Regions from separate parts of the Mus musculus genome. Here regions 1 and 2 are each linked to region 3. A link is a loop called in an ENCODE intact Hi-C map of the cell type or tissue named here. Cell type or tissue: gastrocnemius. All regions are shown on one strand. Each heading gives the region's core, and the rest is flanking DNA. Links, peaks and the distances in the headings are about the cores only.

Region 1 (10,999 bases), core at 2,112-10,111, 630 kb before region 3:
TTGGGAGAAGCACTCTTCTATGTTGGTACCCACTTCCCTTTGGAATGCCGAAGTCATTTTTGTATTGTCTTCTAACTTCCAAGTTCTGTGATGATACTACCCAGGTTTTAATGCTTCATGTGAGACCTGTTTCTCTCTGAAAGGGTTTTAATGTTCATCTCTTTTCTGAACATTATGTTTCTTGGTATAGGAATATTTCCAACTAGTGTGCTCACAATTTGTGTGCCTTCAGCCTAGAGATTCATGTTCCTCACCCACTACACTCTTGATACGCTGAGATAATTCATTAGAGCTCATTACAGCTAGGATCTTGAATGTCCCCCCAGAGACCTGTGTGTTGAAGGATTGGTCCTCAGCCTATGGTGCTATTGGGAAGTGGAATCTCTAGGGGTAGGGCCCTAGTCGAAAGAAGGCAGATTATGGGGGCAAGCTCTTAAGGTGGTAATGTCCCCCCCCCCTCCGGCTTCTGCTGACATGTATTCTTGCTCTGATGCTTTGTGCCACCATAGGTGACCAGGGACTGAAACCATGAGCCAAATGAACCTTTCTTCTGTACAGGAGTGTTTTCTCTGAGCATGTTTTGTCACCATGACAAGAGTTAACACAAAGGAGCTCCTGCTGCTGTTTCCATGCCTTACAATTCCTTTTGTTACTATTCAGCCTTCAGTGACCCAGCTGGGCATGGTAGAGTATACCTATAATGACAGCAGTTGGGAGGCTGAGGCAGGAGGATCATGAGTTTGAGGCCAGCTTGGACTATATAGTGAATTCTAGGCCAGCTGGGGCTTCATAAAGAGACCTGTCTTTTAAAAAATGAGAAGAGAGAGAGAGAGAGACAGAGACACAGACACAGACACAGACAGATGGACTCTGATTATAGACTTTGTATAAAAAGTATGAATTGTTAACCTAGTGGGAGCCACAAAAGAATGAATAATTTGACTAGGCTTAGAGAACCAGGACATTGTGACTCAGAGAACTTTATAGTTAAAGAACAGGAGAAGTAAAGGAAATATAGTCAGGTATGGTGGTGTGCCAGAATGCCAGCACTTGGAGGGCTGACACTGGAGGATTAAACATTCCAGGGTCAGCCTGAGCTAGACTGTTTCAAAAACCATAGGTCGGTATAGAGATCTGATAGTAGTGAGATCTCATATCAAACAAGAAAATATTAGCATCAATATTTAAATCAATCACGTTGTACACCTGCACATATTAAGAATAACTGTAACACACTAACTTACTAGTTAAGCTAAGCTCTAGCTGTTCTCTCCTGAATCTCAGTGATAATTACATCATTTTAGATACTGCATTTGTAGCACTGAGTCATCACCAATACTGAAACTTGACTTGGCAGAATGCCGACATGAGCAGTTCCTTCGGGGTCCCTTGAAGGAGGCTTCATTTGGTCTTTAGCTCTATAAGACACTTTGTTGGTCTCTCTTTGGGTTCAGTTGGACTTACGTTGTTGTTTAAGACAGGGTCTCATATACCCAGGCTGGTATTGAACTCATTACGAAGCCAAGGATGACCTAGAACTCGTGATTCTCCTGCTTGCTTTTATCTCCCAAGTGGCTAGGCATGTGCCACAATACCCAGCTCTTGTGGGTTTTTTTTTAAATGATACAACAGAAAATTTATTAATTTACTAGTTTATGTTTTACTTATTGCAATTGGTGGGGGAGGGGTCTTCATGTCATGCTGCAACTGTGTAGGTCAGAGAGCAACTTGGTGGCATGGCTTGTCTCCTACCTTTACATGCTATGCCAGGGATTGAACTCAAGTTGTTAGGGTTGCAGCAGCAGGCAGCAGGTACCTTCGACCACCAAGCCATCTCGCTGGCCCTGGTTTTGTTTTCTGAGTTACTTTTCTCCAAGGTTTAGGTAATGGGGAGAAACGATTGAACTGAATATTCTAATACCAGGAAAATAAAGTTGCTTCATTTTAATTTCTTTCTGTGGCAGGAGAGATTGAGTCCAGGCAACTACTTTACTACTTAAATCAGTGGTTCTCAACCTCCCTAATGCTTCAGTCCCTTAATACAATTCCTCATGTTGTGGTTACCCCAGCCATAAAGTTATTTTTGTTGCTACTTCATAACTGTAATTTTGATAGTTATGAACTGAATGTAAATATGTTTTCCAGTGATCTTTGGTGACCCCTGTGAAAGGGCCATTTGACACGTGTGCACATGCGTGCATACACACACACACACACACACACACCAAAGGGGTTGCTACCCATAGGTTGAATGCCGCTGACTCAAATCCTCAGTCATGGTTTCATACGTTTGAAACAGGTTCTCCTAGAGTACAAGCTGGCTGTAAACTTGCTGCTCGCTCAGACTGACTAAAACCTCTTGACAGAAAGTTCAGGTGTCCAGTAGTTGTTCAGTCCACAAGGCTGGATGTCTCCGTTGGCCCTCAGTGTATGCTGGAATCTTAAGAAGTCGGCTCCAGTGCCAGCGAAGGAATGGACTTGCTAGCAAGGTGAGAGCAAGCAGGCAGAAAGCAGAGGCTTCTCCCTCCTTGGCTACTCTTGGTTGTCAACTTGACTTCATCTGGAAGGAACTAAACTGCAAGACTGGAGGCGCCCCTGTGAGGGATCTAGCCTAGCGTTTCTTCTTGCTCTTCTTCATCAGCTGTGGCTACGTACTCTCCTCACGGGTTGCTGAATCAAATTCAATTCACAGGGCGGAAGACTTGCTTGCTGAGTTTTATTTCCGCTTTTTGGAAATGGTGTCATTCTTTAGCACTGTCTGACTTGGAACCTTATGTGCAGATCGGCTTAGTCTCAAACTTTCAGGGCATCTCCTGGCTTTGCCTCCAAAGGACTACACGAAGTCCCCACAGCTGACTATCAAAGATGGGAATTAAAGGCTTTGTAAGCTCTTTTCCAGTTTTGGATTCCCATTCATCCAACGGACATGATCACCTACCATGAACTGTTACAAACATAAAAATCAGTCAAGTCTACAGAGATAAAGCCCAGCAATTAATCATGATGAAATATATATAAAGTTATCACTCTGTATAGTTAGGTATTACTCTGTATAGTCAGCATGATCAACCTTGCTATCAGTAATTAAATATTTTAGGCACCATTTGCTACTACCTAGCTTAAGAGTTATTGGGAACAGCCCTATAAGACTAAGAGAGAGTAAGGCTGTGGCTTCCTAAAATTGTCAATCAACTGTCATCTAGGGATGATGGCTCGGACCCCTAATGCCAGCATTTGGGAAGTGGAGACAGTAGGATCAAGAGTTCAAGGTCATACGTGGCTATATAGTAAGCTCCAAGCTAGTTAGGCCCTCGAAGAAATAAGATGAAAACAAACCCAATAACGAAGTATGACAGACAACACAGTTGATAACCATCAGAGCTGTGCTTTGTGGTGTTTATTTTTGTTGTTGTTTTGGATCTTTTCAAGACACTATGTAGATCTAGATGTTCCATTCACTGCTGTTCAGACTGGCCTCGAGTTCTCAGAGATGCACTTGCCGCTGTCTCCTGAGTACTGGGATTAAAGTCATGTGCCACCAAGCCATCTGTGCTTCTAAGGGAGGAAGTGCCTATCTCAGCACTGAGGCCAGCCTTTCCAGCATGATGGCTCACACTTTTAAGCCCACCAACAGGAAGGCAAAGGCAGGAAGATCTCCATGAGTTCAAGGCTAGTCTGGTTTCTGGTTTACATTGTGAATTCCAGGCCAGGGAAGACTATATAGCAAGACCCTGTGTAAGATTAAAAACATTTGTTTTTTACTTATTGTTACTAGACATTTTGAGGAGTCACCTTTGGGTGTCACACACTACCAGGGAAATTGAAGCTCTCACTCAGGGTTCTTAGTCTCACTAATAAGGTAGTTTAGAACAGAAGCTCAAGGAGTTTATTAGTTTTGTTTTTTTCCCAAGACTGTAAGGCAGGCATGGTGTAAATCTCAGCAGCTGTCTGGAGAGAAAAGATGGAGAAGAGGGAGAGAAAAACGTCTTTTTGTAAGGGGCCACAAGGAGAAAGGGGTTAGACAGCTTCAGAGGAAAGTGAACAATCCCAGAGTGCCCGGGAAAGCATTCCGGAGTCCAGAATCTGAAAGTAAAAGAGATGAAAAGGAAGTTACCAAAAGGTCATTTTTCTACTCTGGCAAGTGGTGGGTTCCAAACTTTGACTAGGAGATAGCTGTCTCTTGATGAGCCTCAACAGAGTCCCGATCAAGGGAACTGCATGCAACGACTACCACTTCAGAAGTGCTCACCCTGACATCATTTACAAGAAGGGCTGAAATCGCCCGGCTTGGTAGCGCATGCCTTTAATCCCAGCACTTGGGAGGCAGAGGCAGGCGGATTTTTGAGTTTGAGGCCAGCCTGGTCTACAAAGTGAGTTCCAGGACAGCCAGGGCTATACAGAGAAACCCTGTCTCAAAAAAAAAAAAAAAAAAAAAAGGTCTGAACTGAAATCAGGAATGGATATTCCTGACTTTCACCATCATCTGTTCACTATCAAAGAATCAATGTACTGGGAGTGGCTGTGTAGAAAGAAGTAAGATGTCAGGGCTCCCTTCTGGGATCTCTAGCCTGAGAACAAAGACATTCCCTACTGCTGGCCAAAGACAATGGAACTATTCCCTGCCTCTAACCTCCTAGCTCATTCCCATCTTCTGTTCTCCTCACAGTGTGTGTGTGTCTATGTGTGTGTGTGTGTGTGTGTGTGTGTGTAGTGGAAGCAGGTTTGCGGCAGAATGTGTTTGGAAGTCAGAGGGCCACTTTGTGGTTTTGGCTGTCTTTCATTTTTAGGTGGCTTACAGGGATGGGACTCAGGCTGCTAGGCTTATATAGCAAGCATTTTAATTACTCACTGATCCATCTAGATGCCCTGCTCTTTTTATTATGAGGCAGAGTCTCATTAAATTCCCTACACTAGAAATTTCCCATCCTCTACTTCTGCCTCTCCAGGAGCTAGTGTTACAGGTCTTGACCTTGCCATACCTAGACCAGAGTTCAGATTCTTCTGTTAATTTTTTAATGATTTGTGTCTAATTCTTTAGTCTCTTGTATGCCTTACTGTAAAATGATTAAAAAAAAATTATTGGACAATGGTGACATGGGCCTTTAATCCCAGCACTAGGGAGGCAGAGACTGGTGTATCTCTGTGTTCGAGGCCAGCCTGGTCTACAGATCGAGTACAGAGTACAGCCTGGGCTACACAAAGAGTAACGCCATCTCGAAGAAAGAAAAAAGAGGAAACTAAATAAATAAAGCCCCAATCATTAAAGAAGTATGTTTCAAACAAGATGAATTACAGAAATTGGTTCTGAGGTCCTATTTGGTAACTGGTGTCTACAGTTCTTTTCTGTATTAAACTGTGAGTAGAGAATTCTGTTAACCCAGTTAGCTAGCAACTGTAGCAGAGCTGTTTTCTCTGGGTGGGACAAAGGCCAATTGGTTGGCAGCAGCATCAAGTTTCAGGGGCAATGTGAGATCTCAAGAGACTCCCAGAGATCTTTAGCTATAAAGGCAGTAAAAAATTAAAGGCCCATTTTCGGCATTATAGAGTACTTCTGATGAGCTGAAGAATCCTTCAGTAAACCCTTTTTTATTTTCACCACCAGGGTTAATTGGCAGCGTCGGAAAACCGAATGAGAAACCACATAGCCAAATTTCACTGTAGGTTAAATGGAGGCAGATCTTCACCAGTGCTGTAAATCCTTAGTGAAATAAATCCTTAGTGTTCTCCGAAATCTCTTAAAATTTTTATGTAGGGCTGAAATCGAAAACCTACAAAGCAGTCCTTTCTGGAGGTCAGAAGCTTCCTAGTTCCTCCACCGCCTCTCTCCTCCTCCTCCCCTGCCCCACCCCCAGGCTACCCCAAAGGATCGCTGCCAGGGAGGTGAGGCAGAAGTCGAACTTCATTGTTCACGGGACACTCTCGGTAAGAGCCCGTTGGGCGCGCCTGCGCAACGTGCGCTCTTTGTGAAGGGCTGCAGCAGGCTGCTTGTTTGTGTCTTGCCTCGGGGCGCGGAGGCGGGACCGAGGGAGTGGCCTGGCAGGCGCACGCGGATTGGGCCGCCGCAGGGAGGTGGGCGGGCACGGGGCGGGGCCTCGGGTAACAACACTGGCCGCGGTGGCCAGCGCTATTTGTTGCTGCGCCGCCTCGCCCGAGTCATGGTCCTTGCTCCGAACCTTCCAGCAGCAGCCTCCGCCGCCGCCCCGTGACTCCTGCTCCCCGCCTTTCTGCCGAGTCCCCGCGCCATGACCGTCGTCTCCGTCCCACAGCGAGATCTCGCTCTGAGCGGCCGCTTAGCGCCGCTCGGGTTCCTCGGGGCCCTCCCGATGGTGAACCCGGCCCCGCCGCCCTTGCCGCGCCTTCCGGACCCGCGCGCGCTGCCACCCACCCTCTTCCTGCCGCACTTCCTCGGGGGGGACGGGCCGTGCCTGGCGCCCGCGCCTCGCACCACCGCGCCGTCCGGCTGCACCTTGGCCCCGGCGGCTGCCCCGCGGGCGGCGCCCAAGAAGCGGCGGAAGAAAAAGGTGCGGGCCAGCCCGGCCGGGCAGCTGCCCAGCCGCTTCCACCAGTTCCAGCAGCACCGGCCGAGCCTGGAGGGTGGTCGCAGCCCGGCGCCGGGGCCAATCGTCGCGCAGGAGGAGCGAGGTCTGGCGGCCACTGCCCTGCTCCACAGACAGCCCCCACTCGCGAAGGAGGTAGGGCCGGTGGGGGCGGGGCGGCTGTTTACTCGGGAGGGAAGTTTCCGTGACGCTCGCTCGAGTGGTGGGGCGGAAGCGGGAGGGGGGCTGGGCGGCTGCGCTGGCGCCGCCCATTGGCTCCGGAGCCAGCCAATGGGAGCGGCGGCTACGGCCCAGCAACAGCCTGCATTTAGAAGCTTGGCGGCGCTCCAGGGGGTTTCGGCGTTCGGGGCTCAGGGACCTGCGGAGGGCTGACGTCAGCCCGCTACGTGCAGCGCTCTGGGGCGCTCATGAAGGCGGTGCTGGGTGGGGGCGGAGGCGCAGGCGCAGGCGCGGTGCCCAGTGGGGCACCGGGCGGGCGGGACCCACGCACAGCCAGATCCGCTGAGTCGGACTGCTGTTGGGAAGTTGGCAGGAGTCTCCGTCTGATGCCCGACGCGAAGGTGTCCCGGGCCCTGTGCAGGCCGGCACGAGCTTGCCTCGCTGGAGGGGGCTTCTAAGCAGCGCCCTGAATGAGTTTTTAGAAGTTATAAAATGGACTCCTCGGTTAACGGATCTGGATAACTGGGATACAGTTTTGTCGAGGCTAAAGGATTTGAGAGTTGTCTTAGCATGAAAAACAAAAGCCGAAACCACCTTTTTCATACAGCTTGAAGAATTCTTTGTTGGTAGTGACACGAAAAGCAGCCATTGTACTGAAATTGTACTTGATCAAGATGTGCCCATGAAGAGGAATAAGAATTTAGATCCTGAAGTGGTTTTTTGTTTGGTTTGGTTTGGTTTTTAGTTTTTCAGACAGGCACTTGCATTAGCTTAGAACTCACTGTACATTGGAGAAGATTCTATTTTTCAGAGGCAGTTTTGAACGGGAAAGACAGTATGACCTTGTACTTGGGTCTCAGTTTTTGTGTCCTTACTATATCATGCAAGCATCAGAGGGGCAGTGATCTAAGGGTGTTTTCATTTGGTGCACATTTCTGTAGATTATGCTGGGAAAGTTACTACAGTGCAAAAGTTTGTGGCCTGTTAGGATTCGGGCTGTAGCCCCGGCTGGCCTGGAATTTACCTTTCTGCTTCTGCCTTACAGACCTTTTGGCTGAGCTTAGAAGGTCGTCCATGAAGTTGCTGAATCTGAAAGGCAGACGGGAACTTTTTTTCTAACCTATAGAGGACACTTGTTCCTTACTGTTGTTTACAGTTAGAAAAGATGGACATTGAGTTTTTTTTAAGTGATATTTTTCTGAATGTAAGTTTGATATATGCTATAATTAACAGCATCAATTCAATAGCAACATAAGAGGCGTGCACATTTGAACATCCAGTAGTAAGCACATCCCACACATAACGTATTTATTTAAAACCGGATTAAATTCTAGAGGACTTTAAAAGCAAGTTTGTAAAATATATGTAAAGATAACTTTTATCTTGAAAATTGCTCACTTTTGTGTTCCTTTGTAGGTTTTAAAATCAAAGATGGGAAAATCGGAGAAAATTGCCCTTCCCCACAGCCAGCTTGTGCATGGTATACACTTGTGTGAACAACCAAAGATAAACAGACAGAAAAGCAAATACAACTTGCCACTAACCAAGATCACCTCTGCAAAAAGGAATGAAAGTGACTTTTGGCAGGATTCTGCTTCCTCCGATCGAATGCAGAAGCAGGAAAAAAAGTCTTTTAAAAATACTGAGAACATTAAAAGTAACCATTTGAAGAAATCAGCATTTCTAACAGAAGTGAGCCAAAAGGAAAATTACGCCGGAGCAAAGTTCAGTGACCCACCTTCCCCTAGTGTCCTCCCAAAGCCTCCGAGTCACTGGATGGGAAGTACCGCCGAGAACCCCAGCCAGAGCCGGGAGCTGATGGCAGTGCACTTGAAAACGCTCCTCAAGGTGCAGACCTAGGCTTGCGTCTGCAGTGTGTGGTAAACATCGATTTCCCCAGACCTTTGGACTCGAAAGGAAACGGATACAGCAGTGAAAACTTGCCCTGTTGCAGCATCCGACACAATGAGCTTAAGTCACACAAGCAGCTTGTATTATATTTTATATTTTGTAAATACTGTATACCATGTATTATGTGTACATTGTTCATACTTGAGAGGACATTATAGTTTTGTTATGAAAGTATGTATTTTGCCCTGCAGCTGTGGTGGTGTTTTGTATATATACAGTGGAGATAGTCTAAGTGGGTGCTAAGGCACATGGAAGACTGTTTATTTGCACAGGTACCGAAATTTTTTTAAGAACAGCTGTCAAATCTCAAAAGTGAAGATGTAACTGTGAACAATTTCCTTATGTACTACTGAAGGTGAAATTCGGCACAATCACTGTAATCATGGAGTCTGTGTTGCTCTAAATTGACAACTTGACTTTTAATCTGCAATTCCTAGAAAGCTTCCCGTTTTTACCAAACTTCATTTCTGGATATTGGTATATTGCCATTATGGAGATTTAAAACACCTCTAATTTTAAATACCAACAAAATTGGTTGTAATCAAATTTTAAATCAATAATAATAATTTGGCCTCCCCCCTTTTAAGGTAGTCTTGGCTTTTTGTGTGTGCCTGCTGTCTGAATGAGTGTGTAAGCAGGTGACTGTGTCATTGGACTTGGAACATTTGTTGTCTTCGTGTCTTTGACTATGCTAAAATAACAACCTTGCTACAAAATTTAATAACTTAACCTACCTCTGAGAGAAAGAATTTCCCATCTTGGAAATAGAAATGTGAACAAAAGTGAAGCTGGTTGTTATAAATATGAAAATTAATTATGACAGTATCTTGAGCTCACTCAGCTCTGGAGTTGAAATAACCTAGAACTTCTGCTTTCGCTCCAGTGTGGGGGTTACTGGTGTACACCACCACCCCGGGGCATCAGAGGTACTGGGGATCAAACAGGGCTCTGGGCATGCTAGGCAAGCAAGCACTGTGCCAGTAGACTGTATCTCTAGCTCTAGAATACACAATTCCTCATTTTTATTTTGAAGTAATTATTTTGGAGTTTCTCAGGCTGTCCTTCATCTTGTCTCATGATCCAAGCAGGGCTGGAACTTTTAATCTGTTTGACTGAGGAATTGGGATCACAGGCAAACTCTCACCTCACTTAGAATTTCCTTTTGTATGAACTGTTAATGCTTGGCTTCCAGTATGTGCGTGTGAGTGCAATGCTCATGGAGGCTGGAGGGATCAGATCTCTGGAGCTCTAGTTACAGGTCTCTGTGGGCTGGGAACTGAACTCCCAAAGGTATCTTTCCCTTTCATTTTTCAGTGAAAGAAAATACTTTTGTTATAGGAATGGGGAAGCCGCCTCAGAGGGTAAGGAAGCCTGAGCTTGATCCCTGCAACCCATCGTAGAAATAATCAAAAAATGTAATAGTCTGTGTGTGTGAGACTTCCAGGGGAGAAATTTAAGAGCTCTTTCTCTGGGGGCTTTGGTTCTGATACCCAAAGCTAAGGCTTAAAAACATTTTAGCACTCAGTAGATAACACAACTCGGTGGGTAAAGGCAGGTGGCACCAGCTTGAAGTCCTGGAAATGACAAGGTAGACAAGTAGATGCAAGTTGTCCTGGGACCTCTCAGGCACCACCCTCCACTAAAACATTGGAGGGGTTGGGGGAGATGGCTTTGCAAGCATGAGGACCTAAACTTGCATCCCTAGCCACTGAGCCTGTAATCTGGGAGCAGGGAAGGGAAAGACAAAAACATTGCAAGGCTCACTCACCAGCCAGCCAGCCAGCCAGCCAGCCAGCCAGCCAGCCAGCCCAGCCCAGCCCAGCAAGCACTTAAGCCGCAGGTCTTGGATGCTGTGATGAATCAGCAGGTGTAGGAGAGAACCGGAAAGTTTTCTGGCTGTGCACTTGGCTGTGGTATACCACCCACTACATACGCACACACAGTAGTAAAGTAGGGAGCCACAGAGTAAGATACACACATGGGGGAGTCACCACACAATGTTTTGAGTTTAGCTTAGCGATGCATACTTAACCTGTGTCTCAGTACTGGTATAAGTTGGAAACAGTATCAGAAGTTAAAGATTATTCTTGTTTCAAAAAAAGGTCATGGTAGCACTTTTGTGATTCCAGCCCTATCAAAACTCTGAAGACAAAGATAGTGTGATCCCTTTAGAGCTGGTACCTTGTAGGAGACTCTTAGACACCTTTTGCCAACCTCAGGACAGTCTTGGTCCCCCCAGACCACAGTTTGTGGCAGCTCATCTTTAGGAGATTTTCCACTGTCCCAATGCCCTCAGGAGGTACTCCCCTGTCCCAGTGACGCAGTTTTCTCTTAATAATGCTGGCTAATCGCAGCTGATTTATTTAGCTCCA
Region 2 (10,999 bases), core at 1,025-9,024, 630 kb after region 3:
AAATAAAAACTGGCAAGCCTGGCCTGGCTTCACCTTTCTGCTCTGCAGTTAGGGTAACACTGTGCAGCTGCCTGCCCACGGCTCCCCATAGCCAAGCTGGACAGGGAGGGAGGGAAGTTTCAAATAGTTATATCCTCTACTAAAACAGACCCAAGTGTAGCTTATCTCTCACGTCCAACAGAAGAACAGGGAAATGTGGAGGTAGTGTTCTCCCTTCTGTTATTTTCCTTTCACCTGATTCTTATTGCTGGAGATGTGAAGTTATGTTTGCAAATTGGTTTTTGTGTGGCAATCTACAGTTTTCTCTCCATCTCCCTGGGTACAGCATGAGAGGTATTTGTTCATATCCTATGCAAATTGGAGCAAGAAGCATTTAAAAGTACCGGGATCATGAATCCAGTTCCACAGCCGTTACACCAACACAGGTGGTCTATGGTACCTGATATGACGATCTCAGGGACATCCAGAATGTTGCCAAATGAAGCGGTTTTACGGTGGCCCCGTTTAGGCTTGGAATAGGCTGAAAAAACACACATGTACAGTATACATGCAAACAACCACACACAGTAACACAGGAAATGACTGCACAACAGAACAGTTCTGAAATAGTTGTGTGAATCCATCTCATGCAAAAAAAAAGGGCATGCAGAACTATCTAACTCTTCGTCCATGCTTAGGGAGGCGACGTTAAAGAGCAAAGAGTTTCAGAAGTTTTACACACTGGTTTTAATTAGCAGGAAAAAAACCCAACAACAAATAGAGAGAGACAAAGCTGCAGGACACTGAAGAAGCTAAATTTCCGATGTGTTCTTAGAAATAGTGTACCTAAGTAAAATCAGTGGTATGAGGTGACGGGAGGGACGGCAGGACAGGAGGTGCAGGAGTTAGTAAGACAAGCTGCCATGTTTGTGCTTACGACACAAACAGGAGCAGGAAGATCCTAAGTTAGGTGCGTCCTGGAGTGTGCTATAAATCAAATTCCGTGATTATCAACAGTCATCATACCAAAGCATTAAAACATATTTCCCTAAGTTTATCTACAGTGTTTCTAATAAACTGAATATTTATTACAATTTTAAACGTTTAGAGTATATAACTGTTAAACAGGAAGACTGTCAAAAGCTGGAATATGAACCTTTCAAAGTAAGATAATTCATTAAAAATTCAAATTATTTAAAATTCAAAGGATGTATTGTCTTACATTTAGGTAGAGAGGACAAACTAATTTTATGTATGATTATCCTTAAACTGGAAAAATGTCATTCTTATAATATGTAATTACAAATCTGTATCTGATTAGAAAAACAGGCTTAGCAAAATCCTAAACTATTATGAAAACATTACTTCCCCTTTCAGGGCAGAATCAACATTATGTGTGTATTCTGGATGATAACTGAACTGAAGTGGACCCCCAACAATGCTGGCAGTATGTCTCTGTCTACAGACATCTGTGCTTCATGGAGACCAGCAGACCAGTGATGGGCACTGACCTCTACTGAACCTGACGTTTTCTGAGGATTTATCTCAGGTGGAGACAGCTATTTCCCCACTCATTTCTAGTCTTTTCTTCTCCTTAGCATGGGCTCTGACTTTACTAATGCAGCAATTTCAGCTATGGCTCAGACCCCTTGTGGAATGAGTGTGGAAGCTGCAGAAATTGGTTTCAAAAGCTTTCCCCCCTTCTGTTTCCTTTTCTTTCCTGCTACCTGAGCAGTGAAGTGACGGCTTGAGCTGTCACAACCATTTTGGACCACACGGTAACCTTGAGGATAGAAGTTAAACAACAGAGATTGTGACACAGAGATAGAAAACCAGTGCCTAAAGACCACAAGGCAAATCTAGACTTGTCTCTGTGGGCTCAATAGCTTAGTGTTTAAACACTGTCTCTTCAGACAGTCCTTCCTATCTAAAGGCTTTTAGTGCAGGTTGATAAATCAGTGACTGTGATTAGTTTAGACAAGTACAGTACAGTTCATCTGGATGCCACTCTCTACAAAGAGAACACACACAATCAGAACATTTTACTTAGAAAACATCTCCGTTTACATTTTTTTTAAAACTCTGTATATATAATTAAAAGATATGCAGATACATCGAAACTATCCCCCGAAGAGGAGAATTTATCAAGTTTTTACTGTTATTTGTTTTACACTTTTACATGCTCCAATACAATGCTCATTTTTACAATTCACTCTTGTCTAACCTTGGAAGATCAGAAATAACAAAATAAGACTCAAATTAAATTGGCACCACTAAAGTGAAACCCGGTTTAAAAAAGGTGCTGGTTCACCAGGTGACAAAATGCCATTCTTTTTAATTCTGGCTACGTTGTCTATTGTACATTTTAAGAGCTGACAAAATGAAATTTAAACACTATCAAAGCCAACGTCTGATGAAACTACTACTATTGATTCTATCATCAGATAAGCAAACAGCTAGCTGGGCGACTCTGGCCGCTGGCAGGAAGAGCAGGACAACAGCTCCTGGGGCACAATTTCCTGCCAATCATGTTTCGTTTCTTGGGCTCAGCATAAAAACACTGGAATTACTCAGCCATAGAAAATACTCTGGTATTGGTGAAAGTTTGATTTCTGAAGCTTGTTTATGTTTGAGGAGAAATATATTTGATATATTTGTTACATTTGAAAGTCTGTAACTAGGAAGTGTATTTTATAATCCAAATACATTTTAAGCCATACTTGTCTATTTAAAATTTGAACCAAAACCTTTACTGCTGAAAGCTTAGAAAACACCGTGAACCCACCATCTGTTTTTAGAAAGCAGATATAAGACACGACCCATCGGCCCTATTGAATACAACCGCGAGTACCATGTAAAACCATAGGCATTTTCTCTTTGGGCTTGCAGCCCCTTTACCTGCAGTCGCCACGATCCTGGCTTCTATTTCAGACATGTCAGCACTCATCCTCTTGCCCTCGGAAGTGGGGGGCAAGCTCTCCACACTGCTCCCACGAGAGGCTCCCAAGCTCAGGCGTCCAGATTCACTCTGTTAGGATTACAGGTCAATCTCAGTTACTGAGGATCTTTTCCTGTAGAGATCCTGGGCAGCCCAGGATGAAGATGGCAAGTGGCTTTTCATGCTGATGGTGCTGTTCTGAAGCAGGGAACCTTATAACGGAGGGACCTAGTAAAGCACAGCAGGCTCAGATATACACGGCTCAAAGCAATCACTTATTACCAACAACAGCCGTAATACAACCAACCTAACAGGATGACAGCCTTGTGAGAACTTAACTGGTCCATAGAACCTAAATACATTTCACACTGTTTGTAGGACCCTTAGTTAGAGATGGGTCACAGGGAGGAAGGGGCAGGGCTAACAACAGCAACAGACAGGAGAAAGGAAAACAAGTTGTTTGGTAAAAAATGACAGCAAAATTTCATGTCTCTTACCACAAGCTTATTTGTCTGGTACAGAAAGAAAACTCAGGATTGTTACATATCAGAAGATTGCAAATAATCTATAACTTTAGTATAATGTTGTGACTACTAGTAAAGAAAACATACAATTTTACTTTTAATAACAAACCTGTTGCTTTGCCTGGTTTTTCAAAAGTTTTGACTCCAAGCGTTTAATAGTGTCGTTTGTGGCAGGAACCTGTTCCATATTTGTGTCACTTTTATTACTGGTATTTGTAGAAGCAATGTCCATGAATGAGCCTAGAAAAGCAGACACATTTCAGACTACAGGCTGGGAATAATATGAATGCCTTATTCAATAGTGGACAAGACATATGTAAAAATAAGACTTCTACACCAGTGAAAACACACTGAGCAACCCATTTTAAATCAAAGTTACAGACAGCACAATAAAAAGCCAACCAGTCTTCTACATAGCCGTAAATAACAATAACCCAAGGGATTAAGCCTGAAGTAGAACTGAGGGTTATTCGCTGAGATGGCAAGCCTGGACGATGAGTGAGTTTGACGGAAGAACCAGAACTCAGTTTAGAAAGTATTGTGTCTGTCCCTATCAGACATCAGGCTCTGATCTCTGAGGATGGAATTCAGGTATAACATGAAAACAGATGCTCTTTCTCTTCCAGTCCCAGGCACTCAGGAGGTGTGGGTTACTGTGCAGACACAGCCAAGTCCAAGAACCACACCACACACAACCAATCCCCAAAATGGCAGAGTTACAGACACACAAATCTCTTAAGGAGTTGACCCCAAGTTCCTGAGGAACACGCACTTTGCCAAGAAGCACAACAGCAAGGCCTGAGGAAGATGCAGACACTGTAAATGCAACGAGTGGATGAGCAGAGGCCATCAAGGCCGTGTGAAGCCTAAGATGGTTAAGCCGGGTGTGCCAGAGGCCTCACCGCAACCTCAGCCGCCTGGCTTTCCCTGCTCACCCCAAGCTTGGGAACTGGATTTGAAGCTACACGGCCAAGGACCATAGGCTCTGACAACCAAAGCCCAGGGGTCAAACCAAGACAGAGGCTGCAGCTCCAGCTAAGGCCCAGCTTCAGCTCCAGCTCAGGCTCCCAAAGGTGCCGGGCCCCAGTGAAGGCCTCAGAGAAAAGGCTGCTGCCAACGTGAAGTCAGATGGACTGCTGGGACACACCTACTCACACACTGTCTGCAGATGACCAGTGACCTATACTGTTTTTACAAGTAAACTTGAAGTAAGATCTGTTTAAAAAGATAGAGAGATAAAAGCAAACGAAGAGGTATTTGAAGAGGTAACCAAGGACATGGAGATTAATGGCTGAACCCTTGGCACTCCAGTACTTAGAACTCAGGAACAACTAGCAAAACAAAACCAAGACCCAGTCAGGAACAAGCTAAGGATGGTCTCCAACAGGCCAGTTTCTTGTGTAAGTCTCTTTAGAAAAAAACCAAACCAAACCAAACCAAACCAAACCAAACCCCAAAAAAGCAGAACAGAGCTAGTAAAGGAATCCAACGTTCACAATAACCTACAGTAGTTTGGGCCAGCAGTGCCCACAGAGAAACAGTTGGGTGTGGGGCATGTATCTTAGTCAGAGAACTCCTAAGGTTTTTGAGGCAGGACTATGTATGAATTTAATGGATGCTATCTTGAATCATACAGTGAGTTCTGGGCTAGCCTGAATACAAAGTGAGACCTTATCACAAATAGATGAAACTAAGAAACAATGTAAGAGCAGCATTCACAGCAATATAATATTCATCTTTTAGACTTAACTAAACAGTAACAGCAGCCACAGAAGCTTAACCTCAGGGCCTTCATAGAGCAAGGCCCCTGGAAACTTAAACTGCAGTGAGTCCTGAGAAATGAGGAACTAAGATGCAAACAGACATCATTCCTTTCTTCATGACAAATGTCATGGGACGGAGGGAATCCTGCGGCTGCTCTGACTCCATCTGCTTACCTGTGCTGGTGGCTGAGTTGCTCTGCCCTTCATCAGAGTACTGACAAGGATACTGTAACGGCTCATCCGCTCCTGGGAAGTACTGTATAAAAGCAAATCACAATTTAAAATGCCTTTAGTACAGAGCAGAGCCTGTTACATGACATGAGTTCAAGAGCATCTGCATCACTGTTGTAGTTTCGGGTGCACCCGAGGTGGATGCAGCTCAGTTTCCCCTCAGGCATGTACTGACAGTGGAGCAGCGTCTGTTTTTTGATCAAAGATGATGATGTGTGCTCCTTTTGGAAAATTTAGCAGCAGACAATGTCATGTGCCCACACAAGCACTGAGATAACAGCAAAGAGAAGCTCTCTAGGGGAATAGCAGGGTCATTGTTTATAGTGTACCAGACTTGCAAGAGTGACATATATTGTCAAACTGTTGCAAAGACTATTAGTCTGACAACTGAGAATGAATACTTCTGAGTCAGCTTTAGAACTCAGATTTTAAACATTAAGAACATACCTTATGGAAGCCCTCTTAAGAACTGGGGACATAATACTAAAATATTTACTGAACAATGAAGTTTTTTTTTCCAAATTAGACATGATGGAACAGTTATCATTTTACTTATACAGCTTAAAGTTTAGGTGTATAAACTTAAGTCAAAGTTACCACTTATAGCTCTTGTTGGAAAAAAAATCTATTTTCAATAAAAGAAAAAAGAAATCTAAAATATTTGAAATAATTCTAAAGTGTTTAGATTTGTAGAGTAGGGAATTTGGTTATCTAAAAGATTTCCTAAATTAGGATTCTATAAGGCCTAGAAAAAAAAGTATAGTTTTTATTGGCATCTGAAAACACACAACAAAAAGTCCAAACAGCAAAAATTAACACTCCTCAGTTACATGTCTCTTGAGATACAGTACACTGTATAAGTGAATGTATTTTGATGAAAATCTGACAAGCTGAGTTTAGTTCAGCATGTTATCAATCACATATATTTGTAGGCACTGTAAAGCTTTAGACACCCTCTCCCAGCCTCTCTTATAGGCTCTGTCCTTGGCACAAACATTAGTATACGACAGCAAGCCCGACACCTAGTCTAAGTCTCTTGCCATTAGAGAGAGCTAGATACGGTCTTACAGTAATGCTCTCTCTTCTAACTATGTGAGTAATAGACGCCTACTCTAACTTGAGTAACACTGGAAAATAGAATACAAGAAACTGTTGCCATTCCTTCACTTTACACGCCCACTAAAAGCTGGCATATATTAAATTCCCCCTACCCAAAGCCCCTCAAAAGAAGGATTATACCCGCATCAAGTGAGTCATTATTTTCACAATTTCCTCCATTGAAGGGCGCTGAGATGGGTCCTTAGACCAACAGCGTGTCATCAAGCTCTCAATGGGCTTAGGTAAATTTTTGATCAGTGGTGGTCGAGTGCCTATAATTGAAAATTAGAGAAAGAAAAGAATTAGCTACCTAAAGAGCAGTACAAGATTTTTAAAGTTTACTTCTAACAATATTGGAATTAGCATTTTCATCTTTTAGTTTACCATTTGTTGTTTGTTTGTATGCATGCATCTTTCTCTATTTGTTGTATCTATTTTTTTTTTCCACAAAGGGCAAACTACAGGATAACTTATACTGCAGTCTGTAGCACATGGTGATAATAACAGTAAGAACTAAGACTGTTTTACTTGGGCTAACTGCACACCTTTAACCCTAGAACTTATGAGGCAGAGGCTGGTGAAGCCATAGGTCTCGTTCAGCCAGGACTGACAGTGAAACTATCTCAAATATTCTTTCAACAAGCAGCAAAGGCTATGCATTGAGAAAAAACAGTAGCTGACTTGAGGAAAGATGAATTTTTAGACTACAAAATTTTCAAATGTGTTTGAAAAAAAATCTTCCATCTATACAAAGTGGCCAACCAGTGTCACACTCACTGACTCCCCTCAGCTGTGGTGTCACACTGACTTTTCCCAGCTGTGGTGTCACACTCCTTCTCTTCCCTCAATCATGTTGTTTGCACTCTGACTCCCCTCAGCTGTGGTGTCACACTCACTGACTCCCCTCACCTGTGGTGTCACACTCACTGACTCCCCTCAGCTGTGGTGTCACACTCACTGACTTCCTCAGCTGTGGTGTCACACTCACTGACTCCCCTCAGCTGTGGTGTCACACTCACTGACTTCCTCAGCTGTGGTGTCACACTCACTGACTTCCCCAGCTGTGGTGTCACACTCACTGACTTCCCCAGCTGTGGTGTCACACTCACTGACTCTCCTCAGCTGTGGTGTCACACTCACTGACTTCCTCAGCTGTGGTGTCACACTCACTGACTCCCCTCAGCTGTGGTGTCACACTCACTGACTTCCTCAGCTGTGGTGTCACACTCACTGACTTCCCCAGCTGTGGTGTCACACTCACTGACTCTCCTCAGCTGTGGTGTCACACTCACTGACTCCCCTCAGCTGTGGTGTCACACTCACTGACTTCCTCAGCTGTGGTGTCACACTCACTGACTTCCCCAGCTGTGGTGTCACACTCACTGACTTCCTCAGCTGTGGTGTCACACTCACTGACTCTCCTCAGCTGTGGTGTCACACTCACTGATTCCCCTCAGCTGTGGTGTCACACTCACTGATTCCCCTCAGCTGTGGTGTCACACTCACTGACTTCCTCAGCTGTGGTGTCACACTCACTGACTTCCCCAGCTGTGGTGTCACACTCACTGACTTCCCCAGCTGTGTTGTAACACTCACTGACTTCCCCAGCTGTGGTGTCACACTCACTGACTCCTCTCTGCTGTGGTGTCACACTCACTGACTTCCCCAGCTGTGGTGTCACACTCACTGACTCCTCTCTGCTGTGGTGTCACACTCACTGACTTCCCCAGCTGTGGTGTCACACTCACTGACTTCCTCAGCTGTGGTGTCACACTCACTGACTTCCCCAGCTGTGGTGTCACACTCACTGACTTCTCCAGCTGTGGTGTCACACTCACTGACTCCTCTCTGCTGTGGTGTCACACTCACTGACTTCCCCAGCTGTGGTGTCACACTCACTGACTCCTCTCTGCTGTGGTGTCACACTCACTAGTTGCAGTTACCACTTCACAAGCTGAAAACAACTGTCTTAGAGTTTTTAAAGCCTGTGGTGGTCTTACTAAGTCTCCCACTCCAGGGTAGCTTCAGATACATTACAATCTTTGTAGTTTATTCAATTAACAAGCTAGTTCTTTTACTCTGTGCTTCACTGACAATCCTTTACTGAAAACTGATAGAGGAAGCACACTGTCTTGGTCAAGGCTCTTATAGTTTTTATACCAACACTACAGGATGTAACACTAAAGTTGGTAGAGGAGACTGACAAAGCAGCTAAGATGACTTTGATGGCGTTTTGGTTTGGCCAGTCTACAAACGCTCTGAAGAGTTAGTGTTTGTTCTTTGATCACCTGAGGACGAGTATACAAACATATACTCATCAGAGTGATTAGAGGCACATGAAGTAACATGGCACTGCAGTTCCTTCACTGAGACTTTCCCAGAGAAACTGTGAAGTGCCTATTAGTGAAGAAGACATCCTAACTCACATTTACAGACAGAAGCATCACTGGAAGTATGTGACCAGAGACATAAGAACTGAGCCCATGAAGTCACTATGATGAAAAGAGCACTTCCTTGAGTCAGAAGGGCCTGAATTTGGGTGGTAGCTCCATCACTGTCTCCTTGTGATATTAGTGTATGTAAGTATGGTTGAGAATATAAATACCACACATGTGAAACACTGTATGCTGTGCCTTTTGGAGCTTAAGTCACAACTCTTACCAGTAGCTTTGCTTTCTCTCTTGATGAGAGAGAGACTTGTTTCCTATGAAAGCTCCCCAACTATAGACAGGTGGGAATCAATACGAGCCTTTCTTTCTGTACTTTTCCCCCAGTGTTTCTCTATCTCTGAGACAGACTGTGGCATTGACCAAGTACTGCTGTGTCTTTCCCTAAGCAGTGCAGCTGCCAGTCTTGGCCCTGTGTGGAGGAGTCTAAGTTCTCCCCACAGGACCCAGAGACAGATACAGAAAGGAAGGTGGTCTGGTAACAAATTTTAACTGTACTTCAGTATCAGATACACATGGTCTCTGAGGAAGAGGATGGGAGTAGTTTTCCAAAGATGAAATATACAAAGTCTATTAAAGAAGAATTTCTTTTGACAAACCATTATGAACAGCCCACATGATTCTGAAAGCTGGGCCACCGATCTCATCGAAGGGTTTCCGGCGTGTTATCACTTCCCAGAGGATAATACCCCAGCTGAAGACATCACACTTTTCACTGTAATTGCTACCTACAAAAAAGGCAGGGTCATCTTGAGACCGGGTCCACAGGAATTACAGAACAACCAGTTTTATAAATTTTAAAAGAATGGGAATTTTGGAGAAGAGACTGCCACATACACACAGTTAAACAATTACTTTCTTTAATACTGTCAACAAATATTTTTTACTAAGTTAAATAAATATTAATAATATACTCAAAATCTATGTGAGAAAGTCAGTTATTGCCTACTTTTTCAACAAGATGCACTGGTCTTCCTGCTTCTCTGTATAGATTAATCCATACACATATAGGCACAGTTTGAACACCCATATATTTCTTTCTGTAATTTCTCAACTTGTTTTTTAGAAGAAGGTATTTTATTTTTATTTTTGTGTATTAATGATGTTTTTTCCTATGTATGTCTCTGTACCATGTATAGCAATGCCTGTGGAGGTCAGAAGAAGTCATTGGGCACCAGGAATCTGGAGTTACAGACCTTTGTGAGCCTCCAGGTGGGGGCTGGGGTTTGAGTCTGGATCCTCTGTAAAAGTAGCAGTGTTCTTTTTTTTTTTTTTTTTTTTTTTTAAATGACGCCAAGGGGATGTGCTTTTATTTCTTTTTTTTTTTCCTCTTTCCATTTTTTATTAGGTATTTAGCTCATTTACATTTCCAATGCTATACCAAAAGTCCCCCATACCCACCCACCCCCACTCCCCTACCCGCCCACTCCCCCTTTTTGGCCCTGGCGTTCCCCTGTTCTGGGGCATATAAAGTTTGTGTGTCCAATGGGCCTCTCTTTCCAGTGATGGCCGACTAGGCCATCTTTTGATACATATGCAGCTAAAGTCAAGAGCTCCGGGGTACTGGTTAGTTCATAATGTTGATCCACCTATAGGGTTGCAGATCCCTTTAGCTCCTTGGGTACTTTCTCTAGCTCCTCCATTGGGAGCCCTGTGATCCATCCATTAGCTGACTGTGGGCATCCACTTCTGTGTTTGCTAGGCCCCGGCATAGTCTCACAAGAGACAGCTACATCTGGGTCCTTTCGATAAAATCTTGCTAGTGTATGCAATGGTGTCAGCGTTTGGATGCTGATTATGGGGTGGATCCCTGGATAAGGCAGTCTCTACATGGTCCATCCTTTCATCTCAGCTCCAAACTTTGTCTCTGTAACTCCTTCCAAGGGTGTTTTGTTCCCACTTCTAAGGAGGGGCATAGTGTCCACACTTCAGTCTTCATTTTTCTTGAGTTTCATGTGTATAGGAAATTGTATCTTATATCTTGGGTATCTTAGGTTTTGGGCTAATATCCACTTATCA
Region 3 (10,999 bases), core at 1,413-9,412:
TTCCTGGTCTGGAGCCTCCTTTCTCCATCTTCAGAGTCTAAGACCTACCATCTCCTTTCTTCTCCAATGGCTGCTTCCATAACTATATTTGCATGCTAGCCTGCTACGCTCTCCCTAGGCCCCTATCATCACATGGACAATCCTAACACCTCTCTACCTATTCCTCTCAATAGAACCTGGGTAACAGATTCTGCGATCACTTGAATTCAGGATAAATCTCCCCACTTTGAAATTCTTAGTCATGAGAAGAAATGTAGCCCAATTAGTAGAGTGCTTGCCTATCATACACAAAGCCTACCTATTATCCCAGCACTCAGAGGCAGACTCTGTGAAGTAGCACTCAACTACTTGAAGGCCAGCCTGGATACATAACACTCTGCCTCGAAGCAAAATCCTTAAACATATCTCTACAACTTTACAATCTCTTTGTCATATTTGCTTTATATATTTACAGATGGCAGGTATGAAATCAGCTATCTTTCAGGGCCATAATGAACTGATTTTTCAATCCTTTTTTTTTTTTTGGAGGGGTTTGGGGTTAAGACAGGATTTTTCTATGTAGCCCTGGCTGTTCTAGAACTCATTCTGTAGACCAGGCTGTCCTGGAATTTGAGATTCTCCTGACTCTGTCTCCTGAATGTCAGGATTAAAGGTATGTGCCACCACTGCCCATCTAATTTTTAAATAATTTAAATAACAGCACTGTAACCAACAGATACCAGTTAGACAACAGATGACTTGAAGGTAGGACTGAGTTTCATATACTCAATATATACTAATGAACACAAATACTTACTACAAAACAAGGCAACCTTCCCTGACCCCACCCCAAAAAAAGACTACAGGAGCCAGAAATTTTAAGTTCATAGTTTTGGGTTTTTTAAGATTTATTTATTTATTATATGTAAGTACACTGTAGTTATCTTCAGACACTCCAGAAGAGAGTGTCAGATCTCATTACAGATGGTTGTAAGCCACCATGTGGTTGCTGGAATTTGAACTCAGGACCTCTAGAAGAGCAGTTAGTGCTCTTAACCACTGAGCCATCTCTCTAGCCCCATAGTTTATTTTTATGATGACTCTATTGGTCTCACTCATGGCCTAGGTATTCTCATCTCCCATGGAAAAGTTCTATCTATTACAAGGTCAGTAACAAACTATAAATGCCTTTGGGCACTTACACAAATGTATGAATAATTTCCAAAGGCTATGAATTCAGATATTATCTTACCTTGACTTAATTACTCTAGCATAGACTTTCTCCTTGGACTAACTGCTGATGGAGGGAGGAGGAACATAGGATACAAGAGGGAAAAGACTGGTAAGGGTGACAGAATGCCTGTTGCCTTCAGGGTACTGGAGAGTTAAGAACTACTTATACAAAGATATAAAGCAATAGTCAGTAATACGACAAAAAAATAAAACAAATACATTCCTCTGAAACTACATATTCATGAAGTCCAGAATATTACCTATCAGCATCTGATCACCTGACATCTTTATTTTTATGAATAACACTCACACTCTAGACTACTGACATCACCTCTGTAACATCCATCTGTCCATTTGCCCTCATTTACTGCTGTTTCAATGTGCTTTAGGCCCTACTGTTGCTACCTAGTTTGCTAAATACATGCTACAAACAATTCTAATTCTTTCACAGAAGTACTGCCTGTAGCAATTCTTGCTCAAAACCTTCCCATAACCTGCCAACATCTAGTGAATTTTGCCCAAATTCCTTATTTTGATTTAAACTGGTACCTTTCTAGCCACCTTTATTATTTACTATTTCCAAAATTCCAAAATTCTGAAGATTCTGTTTGTAGACATTTTCTGATACCATCTCACCAGATCTACTCTGTACCAAGTCTACTATGAGTTCACATATTTAAATGAGTCCAGATATGAAATGTTCATAGTTTAAAATGTGTGAAAGCAAGATCAGAATGTGAGGTTTTAGAGAACCAAGAAACAGTTTATATGTTTAAGATACTTGAACTCTCTCCCATAGCAACTGGAGAGATCACTAAAATTCTAAAGCAGAGGCTAATCAAATTCACATTGCAGATGCTAGTAGCCAGGAGCTAGACAGCAAAGATCATCCAACACTGGCATACACATCTCGTCTCAGCAGCTGCAAGGCTGAATCAGGAACCAACGTGAGATCCTATCTCAAAACAAGCATAAGAAAACTGTGCAAGACAAATAAGGAGTCATGAATTTAGCAAAAGACAAAGTCTAGCTCTGAGGGATTTCCGTGGGAAAGCTGTTGTATTTTATGCAAACCTATTCAAATGTCCACTCATTGATTTGAAATTTCCTTTATAACAAAACCTGAGCTGTCCTTAGAATACATATATATTATATATACAATATAAAATATAAAAATATTTATAATATATATTATTTATGTATTATATGTATTTGTATTTGTTTATTGTGTTTGTACAGATGGAGGTCAGAAGAAAACTTGGGGGAATTTATTTTCTCCTTCTACTATGTGTGTCAACCTCAGTCAGCTTGTCAGGTTTGGCATCAGCTACTGGCTAAGCTATCCCACCCACCCTGAGCTGTCTTCAGAACAGCAATCTAACCGTGCTCCTGCTGTGCTTAACCACCTTTGGGTGCTCCTTGCTGATCAGGACAATGAACACACTTGCTAACAGTTCTGCAGAGGTCTTGCATGCCAGTCCTGTACCACTGAACCAGTGTTATTCTGTTCATGGTTCTTCTCCAACCCCCAGCAGCCTACGCAGATCACATGAGTAGCTCTATGAGCACACTTGTTCTCTCCCGGTCAGCAACTCTGAAAAGTGCAGACTGTCTGCTCAATACTCTACCATTATTTAACTGTTATTTTGGCCAAAGTAATGTCCCCTAGGCACAATGTCGTCCCACTAGGTAAGGACCTCTGATATGTTCTTCTTTGGGTTTTAGGGAGCATATGGGTGAGAGCATTGAGACAGGGCTCTCCATGTAGCCCTGGCCATGCAGGAGGTCAATCTGTACACAAGGCAGTGTGCAAACCTAGAGTTCACTTGCCTCTGCCTCCTCAGTTCTGGGACCAAGGGTGTGCGCCACTTCACCTCACATTGTTCTATATCTTTATACCACTGTGTCCTTTCCCTAGAGGACTTCTTTCCACAGTTCAACTGTTGCAGAATATTTATCACACTGCAAACCCAGGATCTTGTTATTTACCTTTTTTTTTTTTTTTTTTTTTTTTGGTTTTTCGAGAGAGGGTTTCTCTGTATAGCCCTGGCTATCCTGGAACTCACTTTGTAGACCAGGCTGACCTCGAACTCAGAAATCCGCCTGCCTCTGCCTCCCAAGTGTTGGGATTAAAGGCGTGCGCCACCACGCCGGCTCTTGGTATTTACTGAAAAGCTCTGTTTCTAGTTGTGTGTCTTGGCCCTTAGCACACACCTTAATTCTTCTGGCTGGAATACAGACAGGCCCTCAGTACACTCCTGTAATTCCAAAAATGAAGGTAGAGTTTGTAAAAGGAAGCACCCATGTTTGAAAGCGGTGTCCAATTGAGTGGCAAAGTGCTGAATCAGAGAAAGATTTGACAGAACAGAGTATGCTCAACTCTCACAAGAGTAGAGAGGAAAGGGAAGCTACTAAAAGAGCAGTGCAGAGAGAAAAAAAGTAAAAAAGGAGAGAAAGCAGCTTTACTGGGACAGGTGTACAGAGACAGGTTGCAGAGAGAGAGAGAGAGAGAGAGAGAGAGAGAGCGAGAGAAAGAACAAGCTAGACACAGGAAGACAGAACAAGCCAGACAGGTCAGAAAGAATGAGAAAAGATGAGCTTACTCAGCAATAAGTCTCAGAGGCTGAAAACACTCCAGGACTAGATTAGATTGTACAGCAGCTAGAAGCTTTCAGGACTCAGGCAGTAAGCTTCGGAAATGACAATTACATCAGGTGATTAAAGTTACATTTAAATTCAACTCTACATTCCCGTGGGATTTGAGAAAACACGTCCACCTTGCTGACAGTACAGGCCCAGGTTGGACAAGGGTCATCTGTTTTGTTCCCCACCATCATCAGCTCTTAGCACTGTCTGGCATAGCGGTTAGTAGTTAGTAAGTAATAAAATAATTTGTTAAGCTAATGAAATGCCAAATTAGTTAAAGATGATTCCGAAATTTCTACCTCTGATAAGGTGGAAGGCATTCTTTTAATGGTAATGGAGAAATAAAGAAGACCCGGTGAATCACTTGTACAACAATCAGGTGAAAATGTCGGTCTGGGTTAGAAATAGAGTTGGATCCCTAACAGATTTTTCTTAAAAGAAAAGGAGAGTTAAGATGATTTGGGGCTCATTAGCATCATGGTGACAGGTATATTAAAAAAAAAATTACAAGTCAGTGAGTCTCCCAGGGTGGGAAGATAGGAGAAGAAAGAGAGAGAGAGAATATGAAAGGTAGAGGAGTGAGAGAGATCTTTCTATACTTCTTCTCATCTCCCATCTGAGTTACTACTGAGAGGAGTGGTACACCTTTGAAACATGCAGAGGCCAAGTTTTAAAAACCAAGAAGCTAATGATTGATTAATAACAGCTGCTGGGCTAGGAAGGTTGCTCAGTAGTGTGCAGTCCTCACAGCTTTGAAAAGGCCAGTCCCTAGCACCAAAATGTTCTTTAAAAATTTTACAGGTTGATAACCATTATCTGGAAGGATAAACAGCTTCAACAGATTCATAAGCAAATGCATAGAGAAAGGGGTCATCTAATCTTTTCTGAAAGCAGTATGAAGTTCAAATTTTTCAATACACAAAAGCATACATTTGTAGAAGGAAAACAACCAGGCAAAAGCTAAGAGGCAAATCTCACTCTAGGTTCTGAGGATGAGACAGGCATGAAAAGCAGCATACATTACACAAGTCAAGTATTGATATAAGTGCGCTAAGTACTCCTTTAAATTATCCTGAAGCTCCTATCAAGTCTATATTATTCCTTATCCCGTCTAAATAGATGAGGAACCTAACAGAGCCAATTAGAAAATCTGCTGCAGCCAACAGCTAGAAAGTGGAGAGCTGGGATAAATTCCAGTCAGATGTCAAAAATCAAAAACACCCCTTAAAACATAAATCTCTGGACATATCCCGTAAGATGGCAGGAAATACTATGGAAAAAAAATAATTTGGGGTATGGTAACAGAGCCAAGAAGTCTTGCCTAGTGGCCTAGTCCCTTCCAAGGCGGGGTTGAAGCTCATAGGAGAAAGGCCTTCAGCGAGAAGTTTGGTGTTGGTGTGGCGAGAAAAGACCGCCAAGAGGATCCTTGAAGCACTAATGCTTCCTGAGAATTCTACATTCCCATGTCAGGGATGGTTCGAGGCGCTGCGGAGAGCACATAAACAACTTCTTCTCTCAAGCTTTCAGCTTGGGAAACTGCCCCTGTCACTGATCGCCCGACCCTCGGGACAGCCCCTTCTCCACACTCACCGAGAGCTCGGCAGTAGGGACTTGGGAGACACGGGTGGGGGAGGGGAGGGGCGCGCTGTAGACCCGGCGATGTTCCGGGTGCTCGCCCCAGCGCCCCCCGAGACGCTCCGAGGGGCGCTCCCCGAGGACGGCAGCTGGCTCCTCGAGGCCCAGCCAGGCACAACCCTTCGCCCAGAGCGTAAGCCATCCCAGGCGGCACCCCGCTGCCTCTCCCCAGCAGCCCCGCGACAGGCCCTCAGGAACTTACCCGGCCGGCCAGCCCCGCACAGCGGCCGCTGTCCGGACGCCAGGCGCTCCGCCGTCTCCACCAATCGCAGCTCACGGTAAGGACGCCAGGGCGGGACCGAGCGCCGACAACCAATTAGATAAGACGCAAAGCACGTCTCGGCGCACACAGCCAGTTCCCGCCATTGAAGGCGGAAAAAAAGATTCCAGTTGGCGCCAAACTCTGGTACTTACTCTTCTGTGGCTCCGAAGGGAAGTGGGCGGGCCGTGACCTCAGTGACAACGGGGCGGGGTTTCTCCGCGGAAAAGACGTCACCAGAGCGGAAGTGGGGCGGGTCTGGGAGACGCTAATGAAAGGGAAAGTAAAGGTGGAGGCTCCTAGCTGTTTTGGCTGAGAGCAAGTGGAGAAGGCTTGAGGTCTTTAGTGTATAAATTGTGTCAGCTGCGCGCTAGACAGCGCTAAGATCTGACCTTTAAGATGCCATCCTGGATGGTGAACGTAGCGTAGAATTACTAATTCAGCGGGATAGAAGAAGGTTTTTGTTTTTGTTTTTCCGTATTAAACTTTTTTATGTAAAGCCGGGCGTGGTGGCGCACGCCTTTAATCCCAGCACTTGGGAGGCAGAGGCAGGTGGATTTCAGAGTTCGAGGCCAGCCTGGTCTACAGAGTGAGTTCCAGGACAGCCAGTGCTACACAGAGAAACCCTGTCACGAAAAACCAAACCAAAAAAAAAAAAAATATATATATATATATATATATATACATATATATATACAATAAATTATTTTTATCGTTTTTCCCCTACCCGAACGCATCTCTGATCCCACCTCCTTACCCACCGAACTTCATGTTCTCTTTCTCAAAAAAAGAAAGAAAAAAGGAAAAAGAAACAAAAAAGAAACCAGTAAGAAAAAACAAACAAAGCCAAGACAATACAAAACGAAACAAAAAGCTCAGACACAAAAACATGGAATTCAATTTATATTGGTCAACTACTCCTGGGTATTGTCCCTTCCCCAAAGTCTGGCTGATAGACCAGTGCCACTCTACTAAAGAAAACTGCTGTCTCCTTTCTCTGCAGGTTGAATTCAACTGCAAATACCTCCTCAGGCTTGAACCCCAACGGGTCTTATGAGGGTTATCGGCCTCTGCATTCATATATTTATTAGTCCTGTTGTGTCTGTTCCTTGGATGACACAGTTCTTGGAGTCATCCGCCACCTCTGGCTGTTGAGAGTCTCTCTGCCTCCTTTTGGGTAATGGGTCCCTGATCCTTGAGGCAAAGGGTTTGATGAAGGCGTCCCATTTAGGGCTAAGTGCTCCAAAGATTCACTCTCTGCCCATTGTTAGTTGCTTCCTACTGTAAGAAGTTTCTCTGATGAGTCTTGAATAATGCAGTGATTTAGGGGTATAGCGCTATGTCGTGATGAGTATTTTATTGGCCTTTGCAGAATCATAGTAGTAGTTTTACCTCTAGGCTTATGAACTATCTAGTCTCAGGTTCTTGGCCATTTGAGCAGTGTCAGATATGGTCTCACTGAGCAGACCTTAAATCCACACAGAAAATGGTTTGTTATTCCTATAGCATGCACGTCACTATTGCACCAATATGTGCAGGGACCCATGGCGTTGACCTGGCATAGATGCCTTGAGAGTCATGCAGCATAGGTTTCTCAGTTTAGAGTCCATGGCTCCTGAAGCACGATGCGCCTTCCCATTCCTGAGAGACCAAATGCTTCAGGCAGTGAAGTACTCAGTACTCTTTGTGTTTCTATGTATGGTCGCTCAGAAGCCAAAGAAACATGGAAGGAAGCTTGACAGAAAAATTGGTCTTAGCATTAATTTTGTATACCCTTTATAGTTTGCAGACATCATTGTACCCTGGCAACAGCAACTGTATTGAGTCTGGTAATTGCCATTAAATTCTGTTTCTGATAAAGGCGTAAAATGTCTAATTACTCTCAAAATTGCCACAGTTTCTCCCACTAGCCTAGTTTGATTTCTAACAGCCGTTTCTACCCTGGCCCGGTCAGTAAATGAAGGAACATACAAATATGTCTTGCAGGCATTCCTGTTGTAAATGGCAGGGTCTATGGCTGGGTAATATTGATGATCACCCTTCACCTCCAGGAACATCCAGAATACCTTTCCAGCACCGTACTAGTCAGCAGTGGTGAAGGTTCTAGTTGGGCACCAGCTTAACTTTCCCATGTTCTTAAATATCACCTCACAGTATTTTCACCTCATAGTGGTAGAGAATGAGTTCATGGCGTATGCGAAGCACGTGATCTACCACGGAGCGACACCTATCTCAGGACTCCTCCAAATAAAAATGTATCCACAGTCCTTAGATGAAAGTATACATTTGACTATTCATTGAATAATGTATCATATGCCGGGCATGGTGGCGCACACCTTTAATCCCAGCACTTGGGAGGCAGAGGCAGGCGGACTTCTGAGTTCGAGGCCAGCCTGGTCTACAGAGTGAGTTCCAGGACAGCCAGGGCTATACAGAGAAACCCTGTCTCGAAAAACCAAAAAAAAAAAAAAAAATGTATCATATGACTGGGGTGATGGCTTTGCAAGTAAAAGTGCTTTCCACATAAGTGTGAAATTCAGATCTCCAGAGCCCATGTAACTGCTGGGTATCCAGGTCCATCTGTAATTTCAGTGTTCAAGAGGAAGAGACAGGGGATATCCCTGGAGCAAGGTGGCTAGCTAGAGCTCTGAATTCAAGTGAGAGACTCTGCTTCAATATATAAGGTAGAGAGCCATCAAAGAAGATAACTAATGTCAATCTCTGGCCTCTACATGCACATATATATATATATGTACCTGCATGCATATGTGTCCGTGTGTATGCAAACATGAATATGCATACATTGTGTTCACCACACATACATTGAAAAATCTATTTTGGGTATTTTTTTGTTTTCAATTTATTTGTTTTTATTTTATATACATGAGTATTTTGCTTGCATGCATTTCAGTCCACTATATACCAAGTGCTGTGGAGGCCAGAAGAGAGAGCTGCTGCCCCCTACTCCCCGGAAATGGTATTATGGATGGTATCATGAAGGTGCTGGGAACTGAACTCAGATGCTGTGCCAAAGCAGCAAGTGCTCTTAATTGCCGACCCTTCTCTCAGTCTCTTTCATCTCCCCCACAATCCCCAGTTCTCACAAAATAGATTCTCACATAGTCCAGGCTGCCTTCAAAGTTATGATGTAGTTGAACATGCTCTTCAACTCCTAACTCTTGGAGAATATTCTGTGTTAGATCTCTCTCTCTCTCTCTCTCTCTCTCTCTCTCTCTCTCTCTCTCTCTCTCTCTCTCTCTCCTTCCCTTCTTCCCTCCCTTTCTTCCTTATTTCCTCCTCTCCTTCTTCTTTGGTTCTTGGGACAGGGTCTTCCTATGCAGTCCAAGCTGCCTTCAACTCACTCAGTTGCCTAGCCTGGCCTCAAACCTGCAATCTTTCTGCCACAGCCTCTCGCGTGCTGGGATTACAGATATGCATCACCACACCCAGCTTTTCAATTATTTTGTATACATGGAAATGTAAATTATGTGAATTTAGCATGGTTGCTTAATTAGATCCCTTATTGGTAGGTACATTGACAAATGCAAATAATATGATAATAACAACTCATCTCACAGATGTCATTTCTTCATTTTTAAAACAGATCTTACTTCAAGTTAAAAACAGCAGGTCACTGGTCATCTACAGTGTGTAAGTAGGTGTGTCCCAGCAGTCCATCTGACTTCACGTTGGCAGCAGCCTTTTCTCTGAGGCCTTCACTGAGGCCCGGCACCTTTGGGAGCCTGAGCTGGAGCTGAAGCTGGGCCTTAGCTGGAGCTGCAGCCTCTGTCTTGGTTTGACCCCTGGGCTTTGGATGTCAGAGCCTATGGTCCTTGGCCGTGTAGCTTCAAATCCAGTTCCCAAGCTTGGGGTGAGCAGGGAACACCCGGCTTAACCACCGATGGCCTCTGCTTGTCCACTCGTTGTGTTTTCAGTGTTGGTATCTTCCTCGGGCCTTGCTGTTGTGCTTCTTGGCAAAGTGCATGTTCCTCAGGAACTTGGGGTCAACTCCTTAAGAGACTTGTGTGTTTGTAACTGTGCCATTTTGGGGATTGGTTGTGTGTGGTGTGGTTCTTGGACCTGGCCATGTCTGCATGGTAAACTGAGGTTTCCACAGCACTGGAGACCAGATAAGCCAAATCATTTCTTAGCCAAATCATCTCTTAATTCTGGGCTTGCATAGGACAAGACTATTACTAAGTTCCAGAGCAAGAGATTACAGTGTGTTAGCAGGTCACGTCTTGGGGTTCAGGGAGAAACTGGCTAAAGATGGCATGAAAGGAGTGCTTTGTTTATGAAGCTACAGTATATCATAAATAGGAGATTGTCTTGATTCTGTTTCAAAAAATTTACAAAATCTATAAAACTAACATTTTTCTAGAACATTTTTACAGGCAAAAATTAGGCTGTAATTTCATGCTTCATAAAACTGCCTTTGATCAAATGCCAGAAGTGATGTTCTGGTGACAGGTTTGAAAGACAAATGTTATGAAGTGCTGTAGTATTCATGCTAGCACATTTTAAAGAGGACACTTTGTAAAACGAGTGATTGTATCTCCCCAGGAGTGTGGTAATTCTGAAGTGAAATGTGTTTTCCCTCAGGACTGAAGTATGAAAGAGCTTAATAAACCCTTACTGGGAACATTTGCTCTGTTTCTTGTCTTTATACTTTGTCCATGAAACAGAGATTTTTTTTAAAATTTATTTTCTTGTCACGAGTGTTGGTCTGCCTCTCTCTCTCTCTCTCTCTCTGTCTCTCTCTGTCTCTCTCTCTCTCTTGGTGTGTGTGTGTGTGTGTGTGTGTGTGTGTGTGTGTGTGTATGTGTGTGTGTGTGTGTGTGTGTGTGTGTGTGTGTAACATGTGCATGCCTATTGCTGTAGAGACCAGAAGAGTATGTCAGAATCCTTGTGGGTACTGGGAACCACATCCAGTTTCTCTTCAAGAGCAGCTAGTGCCCTTAACAGCTAAGCCCTCCCTAAAGTAAAGATTTCTTTCTTTCTTTCTTTCTTTCTTTCTTTCTTTCTTTCTTTCTTTCTTTCTTTCTTTCTTTCTTCCTTCCTTCCTTCCTTCCTTCCTTCCTCTCTCTCTCTCTCTCTCTCTCTCTCTCTCTCTCTCTCTCTCTCTCTTTCTTTCTATCCTATTTTCTCTCTTTTCTTTTTTGGAAGTAAAGGTTTTTGACATGAAACAAGATTGTTGATTTAGAAAAGAACCAGATATTTATAATTTATCTATTGAACTTCAGTTGT

The links. Hi-C counts contacts between places; a loop is a spot of excess contacts. Peaks named below come from ENCODE experiments on the same cell type or tissue, not always from the same donor. Only the 100,000 strongest peaks of a DNase experiment are listed, where the experiment ranks them.
Region 1: a loop joins it to region 3, with 3 times the contacts of the local background. A loop is called at or near these places in 2 of 42 quality-filtered maps.
Region 2: a loop joins it to region 3, with 6 times the contacts of the local background. A loop is called at or near these places in 5 of 42 quality-filtered maps.

The regions. Positions count from the first base shown.
Region 1 is chr4:33,243,641-33,254,639 of GRCm38, reverse strand. It overlaps Pnrc1 (proline-rich nuclear receptor coactivator 1), which reads left to right and starts at 5,853. Exons shown (of 2, transcript NM_001033225.2): 1 at 5,853-6,692; 2 at 8,133-9,217. The coding sequence starts at 6,243. The coding sequence ends at 8,576. In gastrocnemius, for the core only: a CTCF peak has its summit at 5,608; DNase peaks (open chromatin) are centred at 5,444, 6,032, 6,813 and 8,527; H3K4me3 peaks cover 4,870 bases; H3K27ac peaks cover 4,461 bases.
Region 2 is chr4:31,984,395-31,995,393 of GRCm38, reverse strand. Map3k7 (mitogen-activated protein kinase kinase kinase 7) reads right to left here. Exons shown (of 16, transcript NM_172688.3): 7 at 9,580-9,708; 8 at 6,675-6,805; 9 at 5,379-5,460; 10 at 3,551-3,681; 11 at 2,878-3,007. Among named protein-coding and RNA genes, the nearest start is that of Map3k7, 26 kb to the right of the region's middle. In gastrocnemius, for the core only: no CTCF peak of the experiment used is centred there; a DNase peak (open chromatin) is centred at 4,350.
Region 3 is chr4:32,610,189-32,621,187 of GRCm38, reverse strand. Casp8ap2 (caspase 8 associated protein 2) reads right to left here and starts at 5,718. Exons shown (of 11, transcript NM_001122978.2): 1 at 5,696-5,718. In gastrocnemius, for the core only: no CTCF peak of the experiment used is centred there; a DNase peak (open chromatin) is centred at 5,868; H3K4me3 peaks cover 1,801 bases; H3K27ac peaks cover 1,589 bases.